Regions from separate parts of the Homo sapiens genome. Here regions 1, 2, 3, 4, 5 and 7 are each linked to region 6. Evidence: chromatin loops called from intact Hi-C (ENCODE). Cell type or tissue: heart right ventricle. All regions are shown on one strand. Region 1 has its middle 5.8 kb from the start of GNAT3. Region 2 overlaps GNAT3 (G protein subunit alpha transducin 3). Region 3 has its middle 83 kb from the start of GNAT3. Region 4 overlaps LOC124901685 (a long non-coding RNA gene). Region 5 has its middle 75 kb from the start of GNAT3. Region 6 overlaps CD36 (CD36 molecule (CD36 blood group)). Region 7 has its middle 34 kb from the start of CD36.

What was found. Peaks named below come from ENCODE experiments on the same cell type or tissue, not always from the same donor. Only the 100,000 strongest peaks of a DNase experiment are listed, where the experiment ranks them.
Region 1: a loop joins it to region 6, with 4 times the contacts of the local background. A loop is called at or near these places in 18 of 110 quality-filtered maps.
Region 2: it touches region 6 in a loop (2.8-fold over the local background); 13 of 110 quality-filtered maps call a loop at or near these places.
Region 3: it touches region 6 in a loop (7-fold over the local background); 86 of 110 quality-filtered maps call a loop at or near these places.
Region 4: it touches region 6 in a loop (2.8-fold over the local background); 6 of 110 quality-filtered maps call a loop at or near these places.
Region 5: a loop joins it to region 6, with 4 times the contacts of the local background. A loop is called at or near these places in 85 of 110 quality-filtered maps.
Region 7: it touches region 6 in a loop (2.5-fold over the local background); 10 of 110 quality-filtered maps call a loop at or near these places.

What each region holds. Positions count from the first base shown.
Region 1 is chr7:80,515,847-80,519,846 of GRCh38, forward strand. No RefSeq gene overlaps it. Among named protein-coding and RNA genes, the nearest start is that of GNAT3, 5.8 kb to the left of the region's middle. In heart right ventricle, a CTCF peak has its summit at 1,812 (motif pointing right); no DNase peak of the experiment used is centred here; H3K27ac peaks cover 1,434 bases.
Region 2 is chr7:80,462,814-80,466,813 of GRCh38, forward strand. All of the region lies in intron 5 of GNAT3 (G protein subunit alpha transducin 3), which reads right to left. Among named protein-coding and RNA genes, the nearest start is that of GNAT3, 47 kb to the right of the region's middle. In heart right ventricle, no CTCF peak of the experiment used is centred here; no DNase peak of the experiment used is centred here; H3K27ac peaks cover 121 bases.
Region 3 is chr7:80,426,664-80,430,663 of GRCh38, forward strand. No RefSeq gene overlaps it. Among named protein-coding and RNA genes, the nearest start is that of GNAT3, 83 kb to the right of the region's middle. In heart right ventricle, a CTCF peak has its summit at 1,968 (motif pointing right); a DNase peak (open chromatin) is centred at 1,975.
Region 4 is chr7:80,545,310-80,549,309 of GRCh38, forward strand. LOC124901685 (a long non-coding RNA gene) reads left to right here. Exons shown (of 3, transcript XR_007060402.1): 2 at 882-958; 3 at 1,231-1,358. Among named protein-coding and RNA genes, the nearest start is that of GNAT3, 35 kb to the left of the region's middle. In heart right ventricle, no CTCF peak of the experiment used is centred here; no DNase peak of the experiment used is centred here; H3K27ac peaks cover 1,701 bases.
Region 5 is chr7:80,435,103-80,439,102 of GRCh38, forward strand. No RefSeq gene overlaps it. Among named protein-coding and RNA genes, the nearest start is that of GNAT3, 75 kb to the right of the region's middle. In heart right ventricle, no CTCF peak of the experiment used is centred here; no DNase peak of the experiment used is centred here.
Region 6 is chr7:80,657,311-80,661,310 of GRCh38, forward strand. CD36 (CD36 molecule (CD36 blood group)) reads left to right here. Exons shown (of 15, transcript NM_001001548.3): 5 at 3,753-3,900. Among named protein-coding and RNA genes, the nearest start is that of CD36, 21 kb to the left of the region's middle. In heart right ventricle, CTCF peaks have their summits at 2,317 (motif pointing left) and 2,517; no DNase peak of the experiment used is centred here; H3K27ac peaks cover 4,000 bases.
Region 7 is chr7:80,602,706-80,606,705 of GRCh38, forward strand. It overlaps a transcript of CD36 not described here. Among named protein-coding and RNA genes, the nearest start is that of CD36, 34 kb to the right of the region's middle. In heart right ventricle, no CTCF peak of the experiment used is centred here; no DNase peak of the experiment used is centred here; H3K4me3 peaks cover 3,920 bases; H3K27ac peaks cover 4,000 bases.

The sequences.
Region 1 (4,000 bases), 140 kb before region 6:
ATATTTCTCAGCAATTTCAGCCCTGATTGTTGCAACAGCTTCTCACTTAGGTTTCCTTACTCTAGGCTCCACTCTATCCCAGTCCAATCGGTCTGATTGTGCCAGGCTAAATTCCCTCAAAGGCAAGTTTAATTATTACTCCTTTCTGGCTGGAAAAAACAAATGATTCTATATTTACTACTTCCTCCTGTGTTACTCCTGTAACATATGTTATTACTGAGTACATGAGCATACCATGTACTCAATAATATAGTTAGCACTATCTAACTATCCAAATATATTTCCCAATCACAGGCAGACCTCAAGGATACTGCAGATTCTGTTCCAGACCACCGCAATAAAGTGAATATCACGGTAAAGTGATCACACAAATGTTTTAGTTTCCCAGGCCATATGAAAATTATGTTTATACTATACTGTAGTCTATTAAGTGTGCAATAGCACTATGTCTAAAAAAGCAATGTGCATACCTTAACAAAAAAAAATTGCTAAAAATGCTAACAATCCTCTGAGCCTTCAGCAGTTTATAATCTTTTATAAATCACTGTGTAAATATTAACAAAATAAATGTTTACAGATAAACACCATATATTAAACATCAAGAGGTGCAGTTTCATTGGCCATTGAACATGGTTTCAATACTTTTTAAAATTAAAGTATAGGAATATCGATAACTTGGAAAACAACACAAACTTGATTTTTACATAAAGCCTAACAAGAAAATAGTTACTACTTTTTGTTGTCCTTGTTATATAACTTCTTAGGAGTATTTATATAGTAGTATATAAATAGTAATCTTTTTGTATATCATCAGAGCTCTGAATTACCATGTGCATTGTCAATTTCAATATTTCAAAAGGAATCTTTTATTTTGAGCAGTAAGTCTCAATAGAGGGCTTAACATATTTAGTAAACCAGGCTACAAACAAATGTGCTGTCATCCAGGCTTTGTTTTTCCTTTTATAGAGCACAGGCATAGCAGTATCAGTTTTAAGGACCCTAGGATTTTTGGAATGTTAAATGAGCATTGGCTTCAACTTAAAGTCACCAGCTGCATTAGCCCTTAAAAAGAGTGTCAGCCTGTCCTTCAAAGCTCTGAAGCTGGACATTAACTTCCCTCTCTAGCTTTGAAAGTCCTAAGTAGCAGCTTCTTGTAATATGACTACTTAATGACATTGAAAATCTGCATTTAGTGTAGCCATCTTCATCAATGATCTTAGCTAGATCTTCTGGATAATTTGCCACAATTTCTGTATCAGCACTTGCTGTTTTGCTTTGCACTTTTATCTTCTGGAAACGGCTTATTTCTTAAATCTCATGAACCAACCTCTGCTAGCTTCCAAGTTTTCTTCTGCAGCTCCCTCACCTTTTTCAGCCTTCATAGAATTGAAGAGAGTTAGAGCCTTACTCTAGATTAGGCTTTGTCTTAAAGGAATGTTGTGTTTGTTTTGATCTTCTATCCATGGCCACTCAAACTTTCTCCATATCAGCAATAAGCCTGTTTCACTTCCTTATCAGTTGTGTGTTCACTGGAGTGGCACTTTCAATTTATTTCAAAACTTTTCCTTTATATTCACAACTTGGCTAACTGTTCCAAGAGGCCTAGCTTTCAGCTTGTCATCTCATCTTTTGACCTGCCTTCTTCACTAAGCTTAATCATTTCCAGATTTTGATTTAAAGTGAGAGGCATGTGACTCTTCCTTTCACTTGAATACCTACAGGCCATTGTAGGGTTATTAATTGACCTAATTTTAGTATTGTTTTGTGTCAAGGACTAGGAATGCCGAAGGAGAGGGAGAGAGAGGGGAACGGCCAGTTGGTGGAGCAGTCAGAACACACACGTGCATTACGTTTGTTGTCTTATATGGACACTGTTCATGGTACCCCAAAGCTATTACTATAGTAATACCAAAGATCACATACCACTATAATAGATATAACAATAATTGTAAGTATGAAATGTTGAGAAAGTTACCAAAATATGATACACAGACACAAAGTGAGTACATGCTGTTGAAAAAATGATGCTGATAGACTTGCTCAAAGCAGGGATGACAAAAACCTTTAATTTGTTAAAAAAAAAAAACTCCCATATTTGCAAAGCACAATAAGTGAAGCACAATAAAATGAGTTATGCCTGTACTTCTCATAACAGTCTCTATTATAGGTGGGCTTTTACTCTTTCCGAACTAGGAGTCCCATTTTAGTTTTTACTCATTCTTCTTTTCCTCACTAGGGATATCTTGCTCTTCCACAGATGACTTTTTTTGCATAGTACTCATTCATTAAGAAAGAACCTACCATTACACTTCACATCTACTAACATCCATTGGCTGATCTTTTATATTTTCTTTTCTTTTCTTTTCTTTTTTTTTTTTTTTTTTTTGAGACAGGGCCTTGCACTGTCACCCAGGCCATAGTGCTGGCACAATCACAGCTCACTTACAGCCTCAGCCTCCTGGGTTCAAGTGATCCTCCCACCCCAGCCTCCCAAGTAGCTTGGACTATAGGCACATGCCACTACACTTGGCTAATTTTTAATTTTTTAGGTTTTGTGTGTGTGTGTGAGAAAAGGTATTGCTCTGTTACCCAGGCTCAGTGACACAATCATAACTCGCTACAGCCTTGACTTCCCAGGCTCCAGTGACCCTCCCACCTCAGCCTCCCAAGTAGGTGGAACCACAGGTGTGCACCACCATGCCTGGCTAATTTTTTTGTATGTTTGGTAGAGATGGGGTTTTGCCATATTGCCCAGTCTGTTCTCAAACACCTGAGCTCAAGCAATCTACCCACCTCAGCCTCCTAAAGTGCTGGGATTATTGGCGTGAGCCACTGCACTCTGCCTAATTTTTTAATTTTTTGTAGAGAGAATGTCTCACTGTATTGCCCAGGCTTCTCTCAAACTCCTGGGATCCTCCTGCCTTGGCCTCCCAAGCTGCTGTTATTATAGGTGTGAGCCACCAGGCCCAGCCTGGGCGATTCTTCACTTCTGAGATCTCTCTAGAGGAATCTGCTGCAATTGGTTTGTCCTTCCTCATCACCCAGACAGTACACTTTCCAGTGGCCATTCTCTCTAGTTCTTCTCTTCGATTTGTGGGTTCTAAGCTGGTAGTACATAAAATAAAATTTTGTTTGTTGAAATCATTGGTGAATGGTGGAAGATCAATAGATGTATAGTATTAAAGAGCTCTTTACTCTGTATTAAAATTGCATAATTCTCCTTCCCAAATGATTTCAAATATGAAATTTTAGTTCTGGAATTTTAGGAATCTGTTTACCTAACAATGTTCTCCTGTTATATGTCAGGAATGAGAGTTTCAGCAGTAAACAAAATAGTTAGAGACATGCCCTCATAGAGCTTAATTTCTAGTATTTGTACCTGTGTATGTATGTATCTGTAAGGTTAAAATTTACACAGACAATAAGATACATCTGTAAAGTATATAGAATTATAGATGGTGACAGTTGCTAAGAAAAACCAAACAGAGAACAGAGGTAAGGAGCAGGGGGATGGAGATGAAGATGAAAGATTAGAATTTCACATAACGTGTCCAGAAAAAAAGCTCACTAAAAAAAAATTGTGTTAGAGTACGTTCTCTGAAAACTGACTTTAAGATGAAAAACACATACAGGAATTTTATTAGAAAGTGTTCTTGGAAGCCACCCTTATAGGTGAGTGAGGGAAGCAATATCAGAAGAGAGAGGAATTGGATACACAGCAGTTGCAACAGAGAACTCAGCCAATCTTGTGGGGAGCTCTGAAGCTGAGATAGTTGTACAGATTTATATGAAAGAAAGACAAGAAGACTGGACTGTTGTATCTCTTTCAAGAAACAGAAATTTAATGTATGTTTGCCCTGGAAGAGGATAAAACTGATCCTTTTCTCTGAGGGTCATTTCTGAGCAAGGCCTAAGCTGTGACCTGTCAGCCAAGGGAGTGATTTCTTAATCTTGAAGCGGAACTCTGGGCAAAGTACTTGGGCTTTCACCTCCCGTATTA
Region 2 (4,000 bases), 190 kb before region 6:
ACAGTCTTTTAAAATTGTCTCCGTGCAAACTAGAATAAAATAATTTACACACTGACTTTGAGAAACTGGGAAGTTTAAAAGAGTTTAGAGTTTTGGTAAAACATTCATTAGCCACAGAAGATTTTGATAAAAGTTTAGACATATTCTCTTGAATGAAAAGAAACTGCAAGAAGATTGGAAGTTACTGTAGTTCTGATGTTATGATTCTTGCCTATTTTCTTAAGTCTTTCTACATTCATTTACTCAAACAATTATTGTTTGCATTCTATGTACTAGACACTGTGCTAGGTCTACTAGCACAAAGATGAAAAGATATGGTCCCTATCTTCGAAGAACGTTCTGTCTTGTAGAGAAAAAAACAAATAAGTTACTATAATATTATGTAAAAAATATTCTAATATACAAGGTAAAATGTGAGCATACAGAAAGACTTAAGTTAGCCTGAGGGATCATGACACTTAGAGAAGGTGTTTGAAAACTCAGCCTTTCCTCTACTTTTATATTTTGGTAAGAGATCATTGTGGATCGAGGACTCAATTTTAAAAACTAGGAGCTAGGCAGTAAAAAGTTAGGTTGATATCAAAGGAGCTGTTTAATGTTTGCTGCCTCAGGGCTTTCACACACAGTCTCTTTCCTTTTCCTGTGACAAAGATTTCCTTCTTCCTTCCAAGGTTGCTTTTTTTCTCAACTATGAAGTCTTAGCATCAATATCTCCTCCATAAAGAAGCCTCCTGGAGCGTCCATTTAAATTACACCTCTCTCCACCCTCCATTTACCTTCTATAGCATCACTTTCTTTCCTTTATGGTAATCATCAATATCTATCATCTCCCTAATACAATAGCAGCCTCATGAGGTCAGGAACGTTATCTGTATTAGTAACTGCTGTATTCCTAGTTCCTGGCACCATGCCCAACACATAACAGGCATGCAAAAAATATTTGCTAAGTAAACGAATAGATTCCATGTTAACTGAATAGAGAGGCAGGAAACACAGCAAACATGCTATGTTCTCTCATGCCTTGATAACTTACACATGTTTTCTATAAATATGTGTAAGTTATCAAGGCATGAGAGAACATAGCATGTTTGGGGTAAGCAAGCAATTTATAGTTTTGGGAACATAAAGAATAAGGTAAAAACACTGAGCTATATGGCCTAATAATTATCAATTTATCCACTCATTCATCCTTTATTCAATAAATATTTACTAAGCACTTATTATATGCCAGGCACCAAGGATTCAGCCTTAAGAAGCTTTTAAACTGGTGGTGATGGTGGTAGTGATTGGTGTGTGTGTTTCAAAATAGACTTTAGATATCCTATAGGATATCCAAAATGGATTCAGATATCCTATATGGATATCTGAAAATAGACTTAATAGGAAATATCCATATGAAAATAGACTTCAGATATCCATATAGGAAGTGTAGGGGGTGGGTTGTCATTTGAAATGGAGTGATCAGGAGTTGTAGAAGATAGCAGAAGTGTAAAAACCTAAGGAGATGAGGGGTTGAGCCAAATGGATATCTGGAGCAAACAATGTTATAAGCAAAGGTGACAGAGGAAACAGCAAGAGCAAAGTACTTCAGGAGTGAGCCTCATGTGATCAGCCAGCAGTGGATTTACTGGTCCTTTCATGTTACATGAGAAATGTAGATTTCATATTGCAGACTATAGAAGACTATGGGTGATTTTTAGATAGGGAATTGACATTTTTTGTTTGTTTGTTGTTGTGTTAGATCACTTTGATCTGAGTCCAGAAGTTGGGCTTAATGAGGAAGAGATTAGAAGCAAAGAAATAAAGTATGGGGCTATCATAATAGTTTACAACCAAGGTATTAAGTACCAAAAAGCATCCAAGTTGTACAGACTTCACGGGTAATAGTTATATTTGGAGTAATAAATGTCTACCGATCTGATTATTGAAAATAATCAAAAGTACAATATATTATACTTCGTATTTCACATATGAACCAAGTAAAGATATATATAACTAATATTCCCCAAATAATGTACTAATGCAAAATCACTCCATTAAGCAGTAGACTAAAAGAGAAGATGCTCACAATATTGAAGATAATGGTTAAGAGTTCAATAGTTAATAGTGTGGAAATTTAAATTTGGTGTGTATAAAGAATATTATATGTGCTACTAATTACCAAATTGCAGTTTCAGGCTTGCAAAATAAATGGAGGAAGGGGACCAAAGTTTGACTTTACGGTTATATTATGTGAAAATTAACCAATACATTTAATTTTTAAAAATTAAACAACATTCTTACAGAAACAAGGATGATAAATATGCATTCAGAAATTTAAATTGTTCATGAACTGTTTTGTTAGTCCATAAAAACAACCTTAGTGTTTTTCAGACTTCGTAAACTGGAGTTTTATTTCTTTCTTTGTTGAAATTACTTTTAAAGTATAAATTACATTTAAACTATAAAATGTGGTGGAAATAGAAATAGTTGAGATCATGACTTTCATGTTCCACATCACCAGTTGTAATGGATTAATCTTAATTTAACACACCTAATAAGAGTTTACTATTTGTCGGGTATATAAGCACCTTACAGCAATTAACTCATTTAAACCTCTTCAGGAACTTGCAAGGTAGGTAAGTTTAGCATTCTTATTTTTTCAGAGGGACCCTTAAGCAAATTGCCTAAGAATTATTATTTCAGCTGATATTTGTTGAGGCTGCTATGTACCTGGCTGGCACCACGATAGGTTCGATAGATTCCGTGGCTATGATAGCTATGCTGTGAAAGTTGTTAACTTGCTAAGTCTATTTACTTAGAACAGAGGTGCACAACTAGTACTAGTGCCTGCAGTTGGCTCTCAAACCTTCACTAGTGGACAGAAATTATCTTCACTGTGGAGTCTATCCTTCTCCCAGGCCAGGCAGTAGTTCTATGTTGTCAAACAGGTCACTGGGCAAAAAAATTAAACTCCCTTCTTCTGGGAGGTTTCGTTCTTTTCTTTTAATGAAGATAATCACCTAATGCATTTCAGATGTAGTACATATAGGCTCCATTTGGTCATATATGAATATATTGTGGATCACTTTTTGGCAAAGAATTGTGATGCTGTGATTGAACAATGATGATTAACTTATGGATTTGGGGGACCTGAGGGTAGAGTATACATTACTAGGTTTAAACTCCTGGTGGGCTTTTCAAACTGAAACCACCCTTTCTAACCCCACCCACGGGGTTTTTAACCCATAAGGATTTCCATAGTCCTAATCTCTTTCACTCTAATCCCCACCTCAGGGGGGGAAAATAAAAAACCCCTTTCCATTGCTTAATGACAAACCAGTCATGGAGCCAAGACAAAGAGTAATGGAATGTTTGTGCTAAGGGAGCCCGATGTGCCATTTCCACAGCAGTGATGGCAGGGCTGTAGGAATCGAATTCTAGGATGCCTCAGGTAAGTTTTCTCCACTAAGCAGAACTTGCATTAGTCTTGTCAACCTTTGTAGTCTCCTTTTCCCTGCTTTTATGCCCAATTATGCCATTTTCTTTCATTCCGATTGATATTTGTATTCTTTTAGTCACATTTTCAATTAGATTATATATTGTTAGATTCTATTCACATCTTAAAAGTCTGAGAAACTCCTCTCTTTAAGGTGACTTTGTAATTGCTCAGATTTCCTGCAGAGTGACCAAATATTTTACCTCAGAGAAAAATCATCTTATTTCTCTCATGCTAATAGTTTTGTTTTTTGGTGTGTGGGGGGTTAATGATAAAAATAATAGTAGGAATTAAGATATGGGAACTCTAATTTGTGGGTTCTATGGGGGACATAAACTCCCCAGGAGGAGGAAAAAAAGGGAGCCTCATATACTTCCTACATATTTTATTTTCTACAACATAATGTTTTCAAATGGCTTTTCTCCAAATCTGAAACATCTGAAGCATCTCTGAGATGAAAATCAGAGTAACAGCAAACTCAATGGCTATGTCTTAATTTGCTCTGATGAGTCAGCTTCTTTG
Region 3 (4,000 bases), 230 kb before region 6:
CTTTCCAAACTTTATTTCCTTTTGACTCTATAAAACTCTGAAATGACATCAATATGAAAGTTTTCAGCAAAGAAGGAATACAGAAAGCACTGGATTAGAAAGGCAGGACTTACGAAAGTGTTTGAACCACTTTGAATGTAAAGGATGTAGCTTCAGGGGGTTCAGGTAGGAGACAATTATTGTTTGGTATCATGAGATAAGAACCCTAACTAGAACTGAAGCTCTGGGAATAGAAACAAAAGAATAGTTGATTTTGAAAAGAAAAAGTTTCTGGAGACTTAAGACTTTTGACAGACTTGATGATAGGGAATAGGAAGGTGAAATAAATCAAGATCAATCTAGGAACATGAGCCTGAGTAAGGTATAAAACATAAAAAATATGGAAACTAAGCAGGAGACGGTTTGGGGAAAAGATATCATTGAGCTCTCGAAATAAAGACAGCCATCGGGCTTTAGAACACATACTGAAATGTGGCTGATAATGGTGGACATGAGACTCATTCACAGAGGGGGCAATGAGTGATAAGACAAAAATAAAGATAAGATCAGAAACAGTACAGAACAAAATGGAAAGAGGCAAAATGATAATTCAAGGCTATGTCCATATTTAAGCAGTCAATATGAAGGGGAAATTTAAGAAGGGAGGAAAAGAGAGCTGTGTTCTGAAACTGAAGAAAACCAAGTCGAGGCTGCAAATAGCTCACAGAGAGCAAGAATAGAGACATGGATATTAAATGTGGCCAAAAGGAGACCAAACATAGGTGACCCTGAAAAAAAGAGTTTGAGTAGGGTGAGAAAAGTAGTACTACGTAACAAGGAGTAAGAGACCGGAAAGTGGCCAATGCAGACTCATATTTAGAAACTTTGGTTTTGCAAAAAAAGGTCATGATAGGGCTAAATCTCAAAACAGAAAAGCGTGTTTGTTTGTGCTCAGGGAGGAAAAATCAGTACATAGGAAAAGAAGTTTAAAAGAGGGATTCATTAATAGAGAAAAGTAGCAGGTGATGCGATAGAGCTTAAGACAAAGAACACAAGTGTGGGCGGAGCCTTCAAGAGAACCTGACACAATTCTTATAGGGACATACTGAGGTAGGGAGGGAAGTTGCTTTTGGAGAAATTTTGGTTTTGGTTGCAGAAAATATCGAGTAGCTAATTGAATTATCATTGTTACTTTGACACCTGTTAAGCATGTATTATATTCCAGGAACCATGATAAGTGCTTTCTGCATGGAATTTAATTCTCACAATGATCTTATGAGATAACTAACATTTCGTGGGATAACTCACATTATATAGATGATAAAATGTAAGGCTTAATGTTTAGGCAACTTACCTAATATCACAGGACAATCAAGGTATGATGTAAAGCCAGACCTGTCTAACTCTGCTTTTAACCATTATCCATGTCCTTCTGTTATGTTGGCCTTAATCTTTTTCATAAATTAAAAGAGAACATCAGCCGGGTGCGGGGGCTCCCAGCATTTTGGGAGGCTGAGGTGGGAGGATCACTTGCGCTTAAGAGTTTGAGACCAGCCTGGTCAACATGGCAAAAACTTGTCTCTACAAAAATTAGCCAGGCGTAATGGCATGTGCCTGTAGTTCAACTATGAGGGAGGCTAAGATGGAAGAATTGCTTGAGCCCAGGGGGTTGAGGCTGCAGCGAGCTAAGATCATGCCACTGCACTCCAGCCTGGGTGACAGTGAGATCCCATCTCAAAAAAAATAAATAAATACAATAAAAGAGGACATCATTTGCTGACATTTAGAGTGAGTGTGGCATATGTTTGTGGACTAGATTTGTAACCTATTTTATTACTTAGAAACATAGTCTAGGGTGGACATAAAATATGAAAGCTTAAATATACCTGAGCCCTAAATTTCTATCTTGAACAGAGCTGGGAAAACAATGATAAGAAGACTCGTTGTTGCCTTACCCATGAATTCATGACTTTGCTATTCTCCAGTAGGGAGCAGCACACAACCACCTATGCAACCATTTACTCTACCGCAAACAATACAAGACAAAGAAAACCTTTTGAAGATTCGACCGTAAGTAGTGAAGAAACTGAACCTCTGATAATTGGGTCCTGCCTTCAGAAAGCATTTAATGAAATACGTAGATTATAGTTTTGCCCTTTATTGCATTATATATGCATTAGTTAAAAGAGCTATTTTGTCAATCCTATTTGAGAATCGTAAGAGAGCTTCTTAGAAATGCTCTTGATTATAGATTGATGTAAAGAGCAAATAAATTTTAACTTAATATCAAACATAATTCTTAAAATTCAGAGTAATGAGAAAAATACTGTAAAGTCAATGCTTGGACATTGATGCATAAAAGATATTTCAGCATTTAAAACTTTGAAGTATAAGAAAGTACTATTTGTCAATGATTAAATAAAAAAAGACACAATAATGCTATAAAATGAAGGTTTTATTTTTTGTTTGTTTTGCGTTTTTTTTTTCTTTTTTTTTTTTTTTTTTTGGTTAGAAGGCCACTGGGCCATGCCAAGTTTTTGTTATAAATATGATACATCCTATGTTTGTGATTTTATGAATTTGGTTCATAACATTGCTATTACATTGAACACTTTGTTTCAAAAATTATTTTGGGGTGTTGAAGGTACAATTACTACCAAATGGAAGAAAAATCATGGTTGTTGCTGAAGACACAGACCAGAAATGTAAAAATGGAAGAGAAATTCAAATCATCTAGTGACTAAGCTTTTTGGTTTAAGATAAATATTATGTTTCTGGACAATCTTACATTTTTTTACTCAATGAGCACAACATTTTAAAATTAAATACACTAGTTCTGGCTTTAGAATGTTCAAAATTAACCGTAAGAAATAAGCTTTGTTGTGTAGGGGTCAAGGCCTTTGGCCCTCTGGAGGTTCAAAAATTCCTGACATGAGGCAGATTAATAGGAGAAAAGGCATACACATGTATTTGACATGTATACAGAGGAGCCTTCAGCATGAAGACTCAACCCCCAGTAAGATACTGAAGCTTATATACCACCTTGAGGTTGTAGAAAGACAGTTGGTTCAGAGCATGGGAAGAAACAGGTTATGCTGTTAAATCAGGTTTTTGTGGCAAGATAGGTGATGGGAGGGGCAGAATAGGAGGCTTGCCTAGCAAAGGTGGTCTTGCTGTGTAGACGAAAACTGTTATGGGAAAGGGGTCCCGATCCAGACTCCAAGAGAGGGTTCTTGGATCTCACATAAGAAAGAAATTAGGGCAAGTCTTTACAGTAAAGTGAAAGGAAGTTTATTAAGGAAGTAAAGGAATAAAAGAATGGCTACTCCATAGACAAAGCAGGCCCGAAGGCTACTGGTTGCCCATTTTTATGGTTATTTCTTGATGATATGCTAAACAAGGGGTGGATTATTCATGCCTCCCCATTTTAGACCATTTAGAGTAACTTCCTGATGTTGCCATGGCATTTGTAAACTGTCATGGTGCTGGTGGGAGTGTAGCAGTGAGGATGACCAGAGGTCACTCATGACCATGTGGGTTTTGGTGGGTTTTGGCCGGCTTCTTTACTGCAAACTGTTTTATCATCAAGATCTTTGTGGCCTGTATATAGTGCTGTCCTCCTATCTCATCCTGTGACTTAGAATGCCTTAACTATCTGGGAATGCAGCCCAGTAGGTTTCAGCCTCATTTTACCCAGCTCCTATTCAAGATGGAGTTGCTCGGGTTCACATGCTTCTGACAAAACCTCAGAGGTAGAAGCCCTCAGAGAGATTAGGTGGTGTCTCTTTTTGGAACATTAAAGGTGTCAGACTCTCGGCTAATCTATCCTAGATCCAGGAAAGGGCCTAGAAACGGATCTAGGAAACATTAGCTGCATTAATGGAGATTCTCTACAGATGCAAATTTCTGCCACAAAAGACTGCTTTGCAGGGCCACTTCAGTCTGCTGGCCCTGTGGCAGCCATTTCAAAATACATCCAAGAAATATATTCTGCGGTAATAAATTGTGACTTCCTTCAGTT
Region 4 (4,000 bases), 110 kb before region 6:
AAAAGTTTGGAGAATTTGCTGCCTGACAGTGCAACAGAAAAGAAAATCCCATTTTCTGAGGAGAAATTCAAGCCAGCTGCAAAAATTTGCATAAGTAATGAGGAGCCAAATATTAATCCTTAAGACAATGGGGGAAATGTCTCTGCATTGTGTACAGCCTAGGGACTTGGTGCTCTGCATCCCAGCTGCTCCAGCCATGACTGAAAGGGGCCAATGTGGAGCTCGGGCTATGGCTTCAGAGGGTGCAAGCCTCAAGCCTTGGCAGCTTCCACATGGTGTTGAGCCTGCGAGTGCACAGAAGTCAAGAATTGAGGTTTGGGAACCTCTGCCTAGATTTCAGAAGAACCAAGAAAATACCTAAATGCCCAGGTAGAAGTTTGCTCTAGGGGTGGGGTCCTCATGGAGAATCTCTGCTAAGGCAGTGCAGAAGAGAAAGGTGGAGTGGGAGGCCCCACACAGAGTCCCTACTGGGGCACTGCCTAGTGGAGCTGTGAGAAGAGGGCCACTATCCTACTGACCCTAGAATGGTAGATCCACTGACAGCTTGCACCATGGGCCTGGAAAAGCCACAGACACTCAACATCAGCTTGTGAAGGCAGCTGGGAGGGCGGCTGTACCCTGCAAAGCCACAGAGCCAGAACTGTCCAAGACTTTGAGATCCTACCTCTTGCATTAGCGTGACCTGGATGTGAGACATGGAATCAAAGGAAATCATTTTGGAGCTTTAAGATTTGACTGCTCTGCTGGATTTCATACTTGCATGGGGCCTGTAGCCCTTTGTTTTGGCCAGTTTCTCCCATCTGGAATGGCTGTATTTACTCAATTTCTGTACCCCCATTGTATCTATCTAGGAAGTAACTAAGTTGCTTTTGATTTTACAGGCTCATAGGCGGAAGGGACTTGCCTTGTCTCATATGAAACTTTGGACTGTGGACTTTTGAGTTAACGCTGAAATGAGGTGAGACTTTGGAGGACTGTTGAGAAGGCATGATTGGCTTTGAAACGTGAAGATATGAGATTTGGGAGGGGCCAGAGATGAAATGATATGGTTTGGCTCTGTGTCCCCACCCAAATCTCATCTTGTAGCTCCCATAATTCCCAAGTGTTGTGGGAGGGACCCAGTGAGAGATGATTGAATCATAAGGGTGGGTCTTTCCCATGCTGTTCTTGTAATAGTGATTGGGTCTCATGAAATCTGATGTTTTTAAAAACGGGAGTTTCTCTGAACAGTCTCTCTCTTTGCCTGCCTCCATCCACGTAAGATATGACTTGGTCCTCCTTGCCTTCGGCAATGATTGTGTGGCCTCCCCAGCCACGTAGAACTGTAAGTCCAATAAACCTCTTTCTTTTGTAAATTTCCCAGTCTCAGGTATGTCTTTATCAGCACCGTGAAAATGGACTACTACAGTAAATACACTTGTCAGGGGTACCAATTTTAAAATATGAAACCTGGAGGATATAATGTTAAGTGAAATAAGCAAGGCACAAAAAGACAAATACCACATTATCTCACTCATATGTAGAATCTGAAAAAGTTGATGTCATATAAGCAAAGGGTAGAATGGTGTTACCAAGGGCTGGGGCAGTTGAGGAAAGGGGTCTGGGAAGATGTTGGTCAAAGGATATAAAAGTACAGTTAGATGGGAGGAATAAGTTCAAGAGCTCTATTGTACAATATAGTGATACTATTATGTATTACAATATGATTAGTAATATATAGAACTCTTGAAAAATGCTAAGAGAGTGGATAGGTGTTCTTACTACAAAATATATAACTATGTGAATGAATTCATATGTTAATTAGCTAGATTTAGTCATTTCACAATGTAAATACACCTTGAAACATGTTGTACATGATAAATACATACGATTTTATCTGACAATTTGTAAAAATTGACAAAAGTGATAAAAGAAATAAACAAAATAGAACTATAAGAACTATACTATAAGGAGAATGAACAAAATGGAAATAAAGATATTGTGAAGTAAGGTATTAAAATTAATGGTATAAATATCTGAGAAAAGCCTGGAAGTTTATGAAATATGTGGAAAAATAGAAGCTTGAAATTTTATGCCTAGGAGATATTTAGAGATTATGTAAAAGTACATATAAACATTTTTATGTCATGGATCAAAAATCTGGATATTTTTCTCAAATAAACCATCAAATTTAGGGCCAAGACAAAATTAGAATCCAGGTTTTCCTACTTCAAGTCTAGTGGAAGATCACTTTAAAAAGATCTTTCAGGCCATTAACATAAGCTCTCTGACTACAGAGATTTTGTAGTCACCTTCATTGTGGTATCTCTAGAGTCTAGAACTAGACCTGACCCCTGGATTCGGCACTCAACTAATGTTAGCGAGATACATGAATGGGCAATAAATACATTAATTCATTAAGACCTAATTTTTGAAGGGTTTGTGATAAAGCTCACATGTTAAATAATCAAGGTCCAGGTTATGAAAGCCCTATAATATGTGATGTTATTCTCTTTAAATACTTGTAAAATTTTAGTAACTAGATTGAAATATATGTTAACTATTGATATTTTAATGTTTGAGATATGAAAATGACAGTTTCTTGTTTCAACTTAAAAATCACTGATATAACTTTAACAACAAATAATTCTAAGAATGTGAAGACAATAATAATGCTATATCATTTTAGAAAAATAATCTATAAGCCATACTATTGATGTCTGATAATGGCCAAAGGGTTCTTTTATTTGATTAGGCTGGGTAGTTTAGCATATGAATCATCCTGAGAGCTTGTTAAAATAGAGATTTCTGAATCCCTACCAATTAAGATTCTGGCCTAGAAAATCAAGTCTAATTCCTTGGCCTGGCATTCAGGTCCCTTGTATCAGGTCTTGGCTTTCCTATCCAGCACCATCTCCTCACCAGCCTGCTCTGTCCCCTTCTCTCCCAATCATACATTTTTGCATTCTTAAATCTCTTAATTCTATCTGAAATGCCATACCAGTTTGTCAAATTAATAGACTTATAAGCCCTTTCTTCATAAATTTATTATTTATTTATTATCCATCTCCCCCACTAGCTAGTAAAACCCTCTGTAGCAGTACCATTGCACTGGCATTTACCAAGACCCTGGTACATTTTTCTGGTAAGTAGAATGTGACCAATAATTATTTGTAATATGCATAATTGAATGGCATTTGTCCACTTTGTTTAGTATAAAGCCAAGTAATATAAATATGAAATAGAAATACATATTCTATGCAGAGGAACTGCAGAGAGTATATTTGTTCTACAAGAATGAGGGGTAGTTTTAGGAAAGGTGTTATTGAATTGGTAACAAGTCAGGCTTGAGTTTGTGACTGAAGGCTAGGGATTTTGTCCAGAAGCAATTACTCACTAAGGTTCTTAGTTTTAGCTTTCTCTCATTCTTACTCTCAAATTGGTACATGTCATAAATATTTTTTTCATTAACTTCCCAACTATTAATGTTGGTAACTATCTACCCCTTATCATTGTACAAAAGCTCATTTTTATTTTCTTAAGTGGTAGTTCTGTCTGTTCACTTGTTCCTTTAACACAACTAGTTTACTGTGATGAGTCTTGTTCTCTTTCATAATGAATTCCTATTAGTTATCCATAATTATCCCAGAATCTGTGCTCAGTATAAGAGGGAGTTGTCTTTTGGAAGCATCCCAGAACCTTTGACTTGCAATTTATAACATTTACTTAGTGACACAAAAGAAAACAAACAAAAGGACATTTTTGAATAACCCCAGAAACTTTCCCCATTAATATCTAATTTTAGATTATATCAGTTCCTGCTATTGGAGGTCTTGGAGGCTGCCAGTTCACATAGTGTTTTCAAATTTACAGCACAAGGCAATGAGAACATATGGGACCAAAGTTCTGTTTTTCATATTCTCCATTTTAACCTTTCCCTTTGAAATTTAATCAACATGAAAGGAAATAAACACTTTTTGTCTTCCTTGTACAATGGGAGTGATATCCTCCTCCATTTCCC
Region 5 (4,000 bases), 220 kb before region 6:
AATTGCAGAAATTTGATGAAAAGTAGAGGGAAAACAAACAGCTTCATAAACTTTGCAACAAACAGGAAGATAATTATATTTTGCATTTTTTTTTAATGTGGGAAGCATTTTAATCTCATTGAAGTATTTATTTCTGTAAAACATACTATCAGAAATTTGTAATTTAGATTTAAAAATTAAGTTTTTAAATATCTGTAATCAAATCCAATTAATGCAAAAGAGTGATTTTAGTGTATGAATTAATATATATCAATTATAGTAATAAATTAATTACTATTAATAGGCATAATGACTCAATCTTTCACACAATCCAAAAATATAGGTTCTAGTATTATTAGAAATCTACACATAGGAGACTGAAGCTCAGAAAAAATAAAGTAAATTGGAAAATATAAACAAGGTAAAGCAGCAACAAAAATTCATTGTGAGAGTATTCTTATGCAATCAAATGCATAACAGTGCAAATCCCCTCCCAGAAGGGGAGAGAAATGTCTCTAAATTATTGTTCTGGAATGTTTCTTGGAAGAAAGATTTCTCTATCCATGGAAGTAAATTAAAGAGTATAAATTTTCTACAGAGGAAGTCTGTCTCCATCTTTCCCTGGCTCTCTGTTTATAAAAGCCTTCCTAAAAAGATAGTCGTAGAGCAAATTGGCTGTTATGCCTGAATGTGGAATAACGTAAGAGTTTAATGGAGAATTGTCTCTCAACAAAAAGCAGTTGGACTATCCTCAATGTATCTATAAAGGTGACTAAGTTCAGAAAATTAAGGAAGTTTATAGAGTTTGTGACATAGTTTGGATATTTGTCCCCCACCAAATCTCATGTTGAGATGTGATCTCCAGTGTTGGAGATAGGGCTGGGTGGGAGGTGTTCCGGTCATTCAGGCAGATCCCTCATGAATGGCTTGGGACATCCCTTTGGTGATAAGTGAGATCTTGCTCTGAGTTCACATGAGATCTGGTTGTTTAAAAGTGTGTGGCATCCCCCACCCCCCACCTTCTCTCTTTCTTGTTCCTGCTTTTGCCATGTGATATGTCTGCTCCCTCCTGCTTTGCCTTCCACCATGATTGTAAGTTTCCTGAGGTCTCCCTAGAAGCTGAGCAGATGCCAGCACCATGCTGCTTCCTTAAAGCTTGCAGAACCATGAGCCAATTAAACCTCTTTTCTTTATAAATTACCTAGTCTCAGGTACTTCTTTATAGCAATGCAGGAACCACTTAAGATATTTTCAGTTATCTGAGAGTTACCCTTGAAAATGTATAACAGGCTCAAGGTGATAGTTCCGAGAATTTAGCAGCACTAGTTGCAGGACTTTGGAGCATTAACAGATACAAAGACTAGTTCAGGTGATACTGAGGCGATTGCTAGTTTTCAGATATTACAAGAAGGGTAGGTATTTCATGAAGCATGAGAGAAAAAAATAAATAAAAGAAGTGTCTTCTAAAAGAAGGAACACAAAACAAGAGAGGGAGGAGGAAGTGGAGAAAAAAGAAAGAGAAAGAGACAGAGAGGGAGAAAAGGTAGCATAAACACCCAATGGGTTAATTTTGCCCACTGCCCAGATAGATCTGATTCATTAAGACAGGAAAATTGCAATAGAGAAAATGTTTAATTCATGCAGGGCTGGCTGAACTCTTGGTGTTGTATATTCTATGAGTTTTGACAAAATGAATGACTTCTACCCATGATTATAATATACAAACTAGTTCTACGGCCCTAAAAATCTTCTGTGTTTTGCCTGTTCATCCTTCCCTCCCTCAACCTGGCAACCATGGATTTTTTTACTGGCTCCAGAATTTTGCCTTTTCCAGAATGCCATATACTTGGAATCATACTGAACATAATCTTCTTAGATTGGCTTGTTTCACTTAGTAATATGGATTTAAGTTTTATGCATGACTTATCATAGCTTTATGGCTTTATTTTTAAGAGCTGAATAATATTCCATTGTACCTCAGTTTGCTTATTCATTCATCTACTGAAGGACGTCTTGGTTGCTTTCAAGTTTTGGCACTTATGAATAAAGCTGCTATAAACACTTGTGTATGGGGCTGGGAGCAGTGATGCATGCCTGTAATCCAAGCACTTTGGGAAGCCAAGGTAGGCAGATCACAAGGTTGAGACCATCCTGGCCAACATGGTGAAACCCTGTCTCTACCAAAAATACAAAAATTAGCTGGGCATGGTGGCGGGCACTTGTAATCCCAGCTACTTGGGAGGCTGAGGCAGGAGAATCACTTGAACCCGGAAGGCAGAGGTTGCAGTGAGCTGAGATTGTGCCATTGCACTCCAGCCTGGGCAACAGAGTGAGACTCTGTCTCTAAAACAACAAAACAAACAAACAAACAAAATACAAAAACACTTGTGTATAGTTACTTACGCCCACATGTAAAAGTACATTTGTGTATAGATAGTTATGTCCACACATAAGAACTCTGATGAAAAAACCAAATAACTAAATAAATAATGAGACATTCCATGTTCATGGATAGGAGTACTCATCAATATGTCAGTTCTTCCTAGCTTGCTTTATAGATTAAACACAATTCCAGTAAAAACCCTAGCGAGTTATTTTGTAGATAACAACAGATTCTAAAATGTATATGGAGAGGAAAAAGTATCAGAATAGCCAACTGAAACTTTACTTCTTAGGATAGAGTGACCTCATCCAAGCTCCTTCAATGTCAGACTGGAAACTGGGAATCTTTCAGAGGCTTTTCAGTGTACTTTTTGTCACTTCTGTGTTTGTAAAAAGGCTGCAGTCACAAAAATAACAGCTAGTTTGATGTTTAATATGTACCAGGTATTGTGTTATGTACTTTATATACATTAGTATACCTCTTATAACAAATCAATGGATTAGGAAACCATTATTAGGGTCATATTAACAATGAGGAAACTGGGTCAGGCATGGTGGCTCACACCTGAAATTCCAGCTGCATTGGGAGGCCAAGGCAGGAGGATTACTTAAGCCCAGGAGTTTGAGACCAGCCTGGACAACATGATGAGACCTCCTCTTTACAAAAAATTGAAACATTAGCTGTGCATAGTGGTGTGTGCTTGTGGCCCCAGCTACTCAGGAGGCTAAGGCGGGAGGATTGCTTGAGTCTAGAAGGTCAAGGCTGCAGTGAGCCATGTTTGCACCACTGCACTATAGCATGAGTGAAAGAATGAGATCCTGTCTCAAACAAACAAACAAACAAACAAACAAACAATAAAGAAACTGAAGCTCAGCATTTAAGTCACAGAGTTACAGAGTTAGCAAGTAGTAAAGCTTAGGTTTGAACTTGTAGTAGAGCCTGGGTTTGAACCCAAGGAGTCTGGCTTCAGATCTTACATTCCTGAGCAATAGGCTGAGTTGATTCATATCACACAATATTACTTCTTTCAAAGGTAGCAGGTGGGAGAAGGAAGGAGTTAATAACAGGATTTCTCTCACTTAATAGTGTCTATGATTCCTCTAAGGGTTTCACTGAATAAAGGCACCTCTCTTATTGCAGTTTATTCATCATAAGCAGAATTTCATAATTTTTCTCCTTATTCTTATTTATATCATGTTGTACTAATCTGTAGAATATTAAAATCACTGTCATTTATTACTCCTGCCTCAAATTTTTTTTCTGAAATCATTGCTGCCATCTTAGAAAACTTACAAATTTATAGCAAAAAATAAATGAGAGTCGGTGGCTCAAGCCTGTAATCCCAGCACTTTGGGAGGCCGAGGCGGGTGGATCACGAGGTCAGGAGATCGAGACCATGCTGGCTAACAAGGTGAAACCCCTTCTGTACTAAAAAACAAAAAATTAGCTGGGTGCAGTGGTGGGCACCTGTAGTCCCAGCTACTCGTGAGGCTGAGGCAGGAGAATGGTGTGAACTCGGGAGGCGGAGCTTGCAGTGAGCCAAGATCGCGCCGCTGTACACCAGCTTGGGTGACAGAGCGAGACTCCATCTCAAAATAATAATAATAATAATAAACAAATAAATGAGAGTGTAAAGAG
Region 6 (4,000 bases):
TTTCCTAACTGCGGTACCTACTCAAGATTTATATTCAAATTAACTTCTGGGTCATATAGATGTTTACATTGATCTATTTTAGTTTCACTCTTATATTTCCTCTAGTGTTGAGACAATATTTTATATCTTTCCTCTGCCTTCCCTGATAGTTTAACACACTTTTGAACAGAATCTTAGAGTATTAGAACTAGAGGAAATGATCAGCCAGAATCTGTCATTTTGTGAGTTAAAAATGCCTGATCCAGTGGATGTGAGGTCACTTGTCCATGTTCACACAGATGTAGGTACTGGTAGCTCCTAGATTTTTGTATACCTTTTCTTCCATTTCAATTATAGACACTCTGTCTTTTTCACTAAAAAGGGAAAAAAGGGGGAGATTGAGGTGCCAAAAACACTACCTTAACCAAGGATTAGGAATATATTTATGGTATCCATATGGAAACATAGTTATGTTCTGCTATAGAATTTGTTACCTAAATGTGTATTTTCCCTCATGGATAATCACAACTAGTTATACACCATGATTAGTTCTCATCACAAAGTTTTGTATTTCTAATGATTTTTTATAATTTGTAGTTTTAGCATCTTATCTGTTTTGGTTATCGGATGATTGTATAATTTTCCTTCTTCCCCAAAGCATTACTATGCTTCCAGATTGAAAATTCACACCCAAAATAAAATGAAATAACAGGCATGGTGAGGGTGGTGCCTACTACCATAGCACATGACATATAAGCCCCAGAGGGCCTTGGTGCATGTCCTGTCTTAGCAGTTTTACCCGAATCGGGTGTCTCTGTGCGCATCTGTGACAATTCATAATTTTGTCAATGAAGACTTAGTTTTTATGGGTACAAAAACATCTTACCTTAGAATTTTCTTCATGGTCTTAAAGTTTTTATATTATTAGCAAGAGTCTATACAAGTATCTTGTTGCAAAGAATGTTGTTAGGTGTACCATATATATATACACACATATATATATATGTATTCATAGGTGTATATATACTTATGAAAATCTAGAATTCACATATGACCTAAGGAGAGTATCAGCATAATTGTTTAAGAAATAGAACCTAAGTGAACTGAGTAAGTGTGAGGAAAGAAAATAGTTGTTAGAATTTGAGAACTCATCATGATTTTTTTTGTTTGTTTGGGGGAAGTTATATTTTTCACTTCTGTTTTTAATTTTGTTTATTTTTTGAGGCAAGGTCTTGTTCTGTCACCCACTCTAGAGTGCAGTGGCACGATCACAGTTCACTGCATCCTCAACCTCCTAGGCTCAAGTGATCCTCCCACCTCAGCCTCCTGAGTAGCTGGGACCACAGGCGCATGCCACTATACCCAGCTAATTTTTATGGGTTTTGTTTTGTAGACAAGGTTTCGCCATGTTGCTCATGCTGGCCTCAAACTCCTGGGCTCAAGCAATCTATGTGCCTTGGCCTCGCAAAGTGTTGGGATTACAGGTGTGACCCACCATGCCCGACCATATTTTTCACTTTTAAATATATTATTTGGGATATGAGAAAACATATTATTGAAATAGTTCTCCTCTGGTAGTTGACAGCTGATCTATATTTTATTCTTAAAGCCTTTAACCTATCTCTCTAAGGGACAAAAAGGGGATGTGTTAGATATATTTGGTTTGCTTAGAGAGGCAATGGAGCAAAGACTGGAGAAGAACAGTTGCATTTACAGCTAAATTTTAGAATCCATAAATAGCTCTTTCTGTAACAATTTTAAAGGGATTCCTGATTATCTGTAGGTCATCTTGTCTCAGCATGTCACCAAAATAGTCTTTTATTGTTTGCCTGAGTGCCTTAAATAATGGAAAAACAACCAGTACCTTTTAGAAAAAAAATTAACACTTTGATAGTGCATGTGTTGAGCTAAACATGCTTTTTCATAACTAATTATACCCTAAATCCATCTGACATTGGAAGTATGTGAGAATGTCCCTCCTCAAACAGAACCACAGGCTGTATTTGGCCATTGTCTGCTAAAGTAAGCTTGATTACACTTTGACAAGATATGACCTGAATCAAAGCACGAAATTGCTTGGGTTGAGATCTTATGTGTGTTTCTACCTACACCATCTCTATGAAGATGCTGTAATTCCTTCAGAATATTCTTAGATCTGTAATTCATTTTTTGAGTTACTTTGCTTTGGAAAGAATATAAAAAGTAATCTTGAGAAAAGCATAAATTCCTTCCCTTGACCTTATAAACAAACACGTTCCAAAACTTCCATACAGTCTAACTTTTAAACAAAAAATTCAGTAATTATGTTCCCTTTTTAAAACAACATTCTAAAGGCAGGGCTGTTTTAAGGATTTTTCTTCTAGTGACTGCCATCTACTGGTATAATGTTGTCAGTACACTTTAGGTAACGTGACAATTATGTTGCTATTGTTTTAATATATGGGCATATTTCTGAAAATTGAAGTACTTTGATTTGAAATATTAGTAATATGCACACTAATTTAAAATACAATTGTCCTGAGTGCTGTTTCAGATTTTTATATTCTTTGTGTGTCTGCAGTACTTCAAGAATAGTAGTTTTAATAAAATTATATTAAAAATATATTTCTAGCCAACTTTGAATCCTCTTTTTAAAGAATCTGAGACATTTGTTTAGTAAATACATTTACTGAGAACTCATTATATACCAGGCATGATGCTTAGAGATACAAAACACTCATAAACCCCTACCCTGTAGGAATTTACATTTTTATTATAATGGAATAAAATGGGTTTTTAAAAAATTCAGTCCAATTGCTTAAGTCTTTACCTTGGCTATCTACTCACTTCACAGGCATTCAAATATGACAGTGCAATTATGATATATATCTTATTTCTTCTCAGTGAATATCTTCCACTTGTGAAATGTATTTTTCCTGTAATAATCACCCTTCACCGCGTTCCTAAAATGTAGTTGGTACTTTGCAGCCTAGATATGTTAGAGTCAGGAGATTAGAACTAGCAAAAGTATTCAATATACTTGAGGGGCTGGGGAAGTTAGTCTATAACCCTTAAAAATGGAAATTATATTCTTATCTCTAATTCTCATTAAAGAAGTCCTGAAAAAGGGAAAAAGCAGTGCTGGATAGGCCTTGTATTTTGATCATTCTTTCTAATATAAGAAAATGTGCTCTAAATATTCCCCTGCTGAAGCCCCTGTACTTTTTCCTCCTTATCCTCAGGATAAAGTCTCGTTTGAGTATTAGATGCAACTCTTTTATGTTTGAGATCTTACTTGTTTCAATAACTTTATTTCCACTACTCTCCTCACCTCTTACTCTGTAATCCAACCACACTCAAATATCTGCATTTCCCAAAACATATTATGTTCGTTCTTATGCATGCTACCATCTGCCGTACTTTACCTAACTAAACTTGTATTTGTTACATAGACCATTTATGTAGACTTGTACTAAAAAGTGTTTTAACCCTCACCCCTACCCTGACCATTCTAAATCTGGATCTGGATCTGTTTTGTGTTTTCCCATGGAGTCTCCATTATAACAATATTCCTTCTCTCTCACTATTTTAATTTCCAGTTTGCCAGTTTAAGACCCCTTCTCGTTAGTTTGCTAGAGACCCTGGCTGATTTCTCATTTTAACACCATTGCTTACATACTATCTATCTGGCATATTCTGTGTGTTCAAAAATCATTTGTTGAATGAATGACATTTGAGATCTAATGTTCACATATGACAAATGTTTTGAATTTTGTTTACTGCTATTTCTTTAGAGTTCGTTTTCTAGCCAAGGAAAATGTAACCCAGGACGCTGAGGACAACACAGTCTCTTTCCTGCAGCCCAATGGTGCCATCTTCGAACCTTCACTATCAGTTGGAACAGAGGCTGACAACTTCACAGTTCTCAATCTGGCTGTGGCAGTGAGTAGACAAACAACAAAGTTATCTATTTTAAAATACTCTAGAACTCATGTAATTAATCCTATCATTAGAATTATTAGGTTTTACTTGTTTTTCCATT
Region 7 (4,000 bases), 55 kb before region 6:
TTGTACCTGAAACTTCTTTTCCTTCAGATTTCTTATTTATGTTTTCTGATAGGTTTTTAAGATTAATCTTTTCAGAAGGATGCTCTAAAAATCTGGCCAATTTGATTATCCTCTTCCAACTTGGAAAAAATATGTATTTAAAATGAGACTAGAATTTGAATGACCTTCTTTCATGGAACTCTGAAAATGTTTTTTGGCTTGCTGTCACAACTGACAAATATATTTAAGAAATAACCTAAAAGACCAATCTTAACAATTTGACTCCTAGACAGAAGAAAACAAAAATCTTTTTATACATAAAACTTACTAATCATTAGTGATCATAGAAATTTTCTTGAGTGTGGGTGCCACATGTCTTATTTGTGGGGTGGGGGCAGATTTTGTTACATAGCAGAATTTTTATTATATGGTGTGTTTCATAATATGGCTACATAAGATCAGACAACACCGCCAGGAATGACAGAGTCGTTACTTATACAGAAAGTCAACTTAAGTTATGCATATTTCGAGACACAATTAAGGTTGATACAAAAAAAGAAAAGCAGTTCCTTCTGTTTCTCCATGCTATTCTGCTATTCTACAAGCCCTGGAAAAGAATTAGATAGGCTTCTTTGCCTTTACAAAAAAGGTCACTTTCTTTTATTATTTGGGGAATGGTTGGTTGGTGCTAGACTGAATTCTGGGGAACCATTTAAGGCTAATACTTCCAAAGGGGTAAACTTGTTGACACTCCTTGAGAGAACTCACAATTCAGATGGGATCTCTATCTCAAAGAGAAATAGGCAACCTATCTTGTTTTCAGGTGTAACTGACTAAATAATAAAAGTGGATTTGTGGGGCAATATATGAGACTTCTGTAATCCTGACAAGAGGAAAGGAAAAATATTTTCAAATGATGTACTATGCAAATACTAATTATTTGGAATCTGATACTTTTGTAAAGGATAATGATAACTGTGTAATTAACTGTTCTAAGAGTTCAAGAAAGCTAACACCTGAGGATAATAAAACAGTTTTCACCTGGGGAAAAGATAAGCTCTGGAACTCAAGAATTACAGTCAGGCAAAAAAAAAAAAAAAAAGAGTTTTAAACTGCTGAGAAATGATTGAAAAAGACTGCTTAAGGTTGTAGAGTGGGATGATTAAATGGAAGGAAATGTTTCAGAGCAAAGAAATATAAAGTTCTTGATGTGACTGCGGCTCATTTTGCTTTTGGCACAAATTACTGATTAAGATGACTACTTAAGGAATTTAATCTGATATTCTTAGTATTTACAAACAAAGCTTCAGGTTAAATTGTTTTGAAAAATAAAGAAATGCTATAAAATGAGTGAAGTGCACTTCAGATAAAAATTGTGAAGTGTGTGCAACGCGCTTCACAACAGGTTACTTTATTGCCACCTGTGAGGAGCAAGAGGAGGTACTAGAGGAGGGGAATGAGGTTGGGTTTCCATATCATGTGACTAGAATCCTCAGTCATGTCTAATCCACAGTGGTTCAATCACAAACAATAAATGCTCATCAGGAAAAGTAAATGATTGCAAACAGATATAAGTGTGCAATGAATATAAAAAGAATATAGTTGAGTAAATAGTTTTAGTGTTCTGTTGTATATAGAAGTACAGTAATTGGCTAAGCCACTGGAATTTTTTTTTTTTTTTTTTTTTTTTTTTTTTTTTTTTTTTTAGCAAAGTATGCCATTGGTTCCACAATAAGCTTTCAAGTCATTTCTTTATGGAAAAGGGTAAAGTGAATTCTGATTTGTATCTTCTGACAAACCACGTGGAGAAGTAACACTTTTAGATACGTGCTTGTTGGTACCCTGCTAAATAGCTAAAGATGTTTTGAAACATACTCAGAGACCTTTGTCACACAAACACTATAGTACAAAGAAGGAAATGACAGAAAATTGGCAAGCATTAGAGGGGACATAGGAGACAGCTTGGCTCATTCACCAAGGACTCCAGACTGTGCTCAAATGGAAAACCATTGTTTGCCCTTCAGTGCTTGTGATGTTTAAAGGTGAAATGAGGATAGTTTTTAAAAATAAATTATTATTAGTTTCATCTCTTCATTAATGTTGTTCCTTCTCATTAAGTCTTATAAATATTACTTTTCTCATTTAAATTTTTAGAAAATTAAAAAAATATATATTAGTCATGTCATGTTTTACGACCATGACTTAATAAGAACACTTCAGTCTAATTGAAATTCATTTGGAGGTTCCTTTGGTCCCATGTTGGAACTTCACTGTAACTTTATGTAAAATGTAGCAAATGCCATTGCAAGATCTACTTCTTGTATCTCATTCTGGTCAGTTTTAGAAGTGAAGTAATAAAAATTAGTGTGTTCAATACAATGGTCTCAGAAAATAGAACCCAAAGCATCCTGTCTTTCCAGAGAAGATACAAAATTTTAAGTAAACTGGATATCTACTTTAAGACTGAGCCCTCAAACATGAAATACCTATTTTGTTTGAATACATGATGGAGTTGCTATCTTTCACATACCTTTATTCATTGACATACTCTTTCAAAAATATTTAATGAACACCTACACTGCTTTAGGAAATGCTATTAGAAGCAACATTGTGCTAAACATTTATAAGAATCTAGGATCATTTTACAGGTGGTTTTCTGAACCTTGTTCATATAGAATGAAACTTTTGATGAAGGTTAACAAACAAAAACTGTTAGTTAATGGTGAAAGCATATTCATCATTTTATGGACACTTTTCCCCATGACCCCACAACAACAGCTCCCTTAAAGTGTTATCAGTCTCTGGGGGAAAAAAAATGGACCAAATGAGTGACAGTTATATTTCCAGAAGGACTAGAAGGAAGATACTGTCAGAGTTGTTTCCATTGCTTGCTCTAAGCTTCTCGTTTTTGCATCATTTACTCTTAAAATGCTAAGTAACTTCACACAACATAGGAAGCCTCTCCAGAATAAAATATCTGTAGTATGGACTCTAAGCTTTAGGATTGATAACTTCCTAAAATTATTTCTTCTTGAACTATTTCATCTGAAATGGGGAATAAATACTAGTCTTGATTTTATCTTGGTCTCCTGGGAAGACCTTTAATTTCTATTAGCCCCATCCTTTTAAGAGCTGTTTGGGCAATAGGTACATCTAAGCAGATGCATAGACAAAGAATTACAGTGCAGAAAGGTATGAGCTGTGATAAGCTTAATATACAGGGATAAGAGCATTCCTTACAGACCTTTGCTATTGCCTAGAGTTGGAGCATCTTGCCGGCATATAAACTCCATAAAGGTAATGGAGCTATTCCATTTGTAACTACTTGTGTTAGTAACAGCAATGTCCCAGTACCTGACTCATACATAATAAGCACTCAATAGAGAGATTTTATTCATTTATTTAAAATATTGTCTAAATATTTCCTAAATCAAAATATTCATCTTCTACTAAGGACTATGACTAAAATTTTAAGAATTTTGAATCACGTAAATAACTTAGATACATTTCTTTCTTATGTTTAGCACTTTTTCTAAAAATATCCAAATTGATGTAGAGCTCTACTGTAACATAATACGTAGATCTGTGCAACTTTTTTTTTTGTATTAAATTCTCAGGTAGGTAGTTTAATGGAATGTTACTACTGCTGTTCTTCCCAGCATGTCTGGCTGGGTTTGTTTATTTTTACAATATAGGACAGATCCTCTACTCACAAAATGAATTATGGGATTTAATAGAGAAATATTCTATAATTTACAAGACGCTAAATATATAAACTCACAGATGCTGAGAATGTCTCAGTGAATCAATTCATGAAGCTCATTCATTTCACCTAATGCCTCTCAATGATGTCCTAGTCCTTTTCCCCAGTCTGCATGCAAAACTTAGATGTGCTTGCTACTGTGCTCAGTCTCTTAGATGTCTTTGCCGCATGTACTGAGTTTTGGATGAAGCCAGAGAGAAACATTTAGCTCAGTCCATTTCACTCTGGGTCCGAGGGTCATCTTGGAGATTTGCTAAT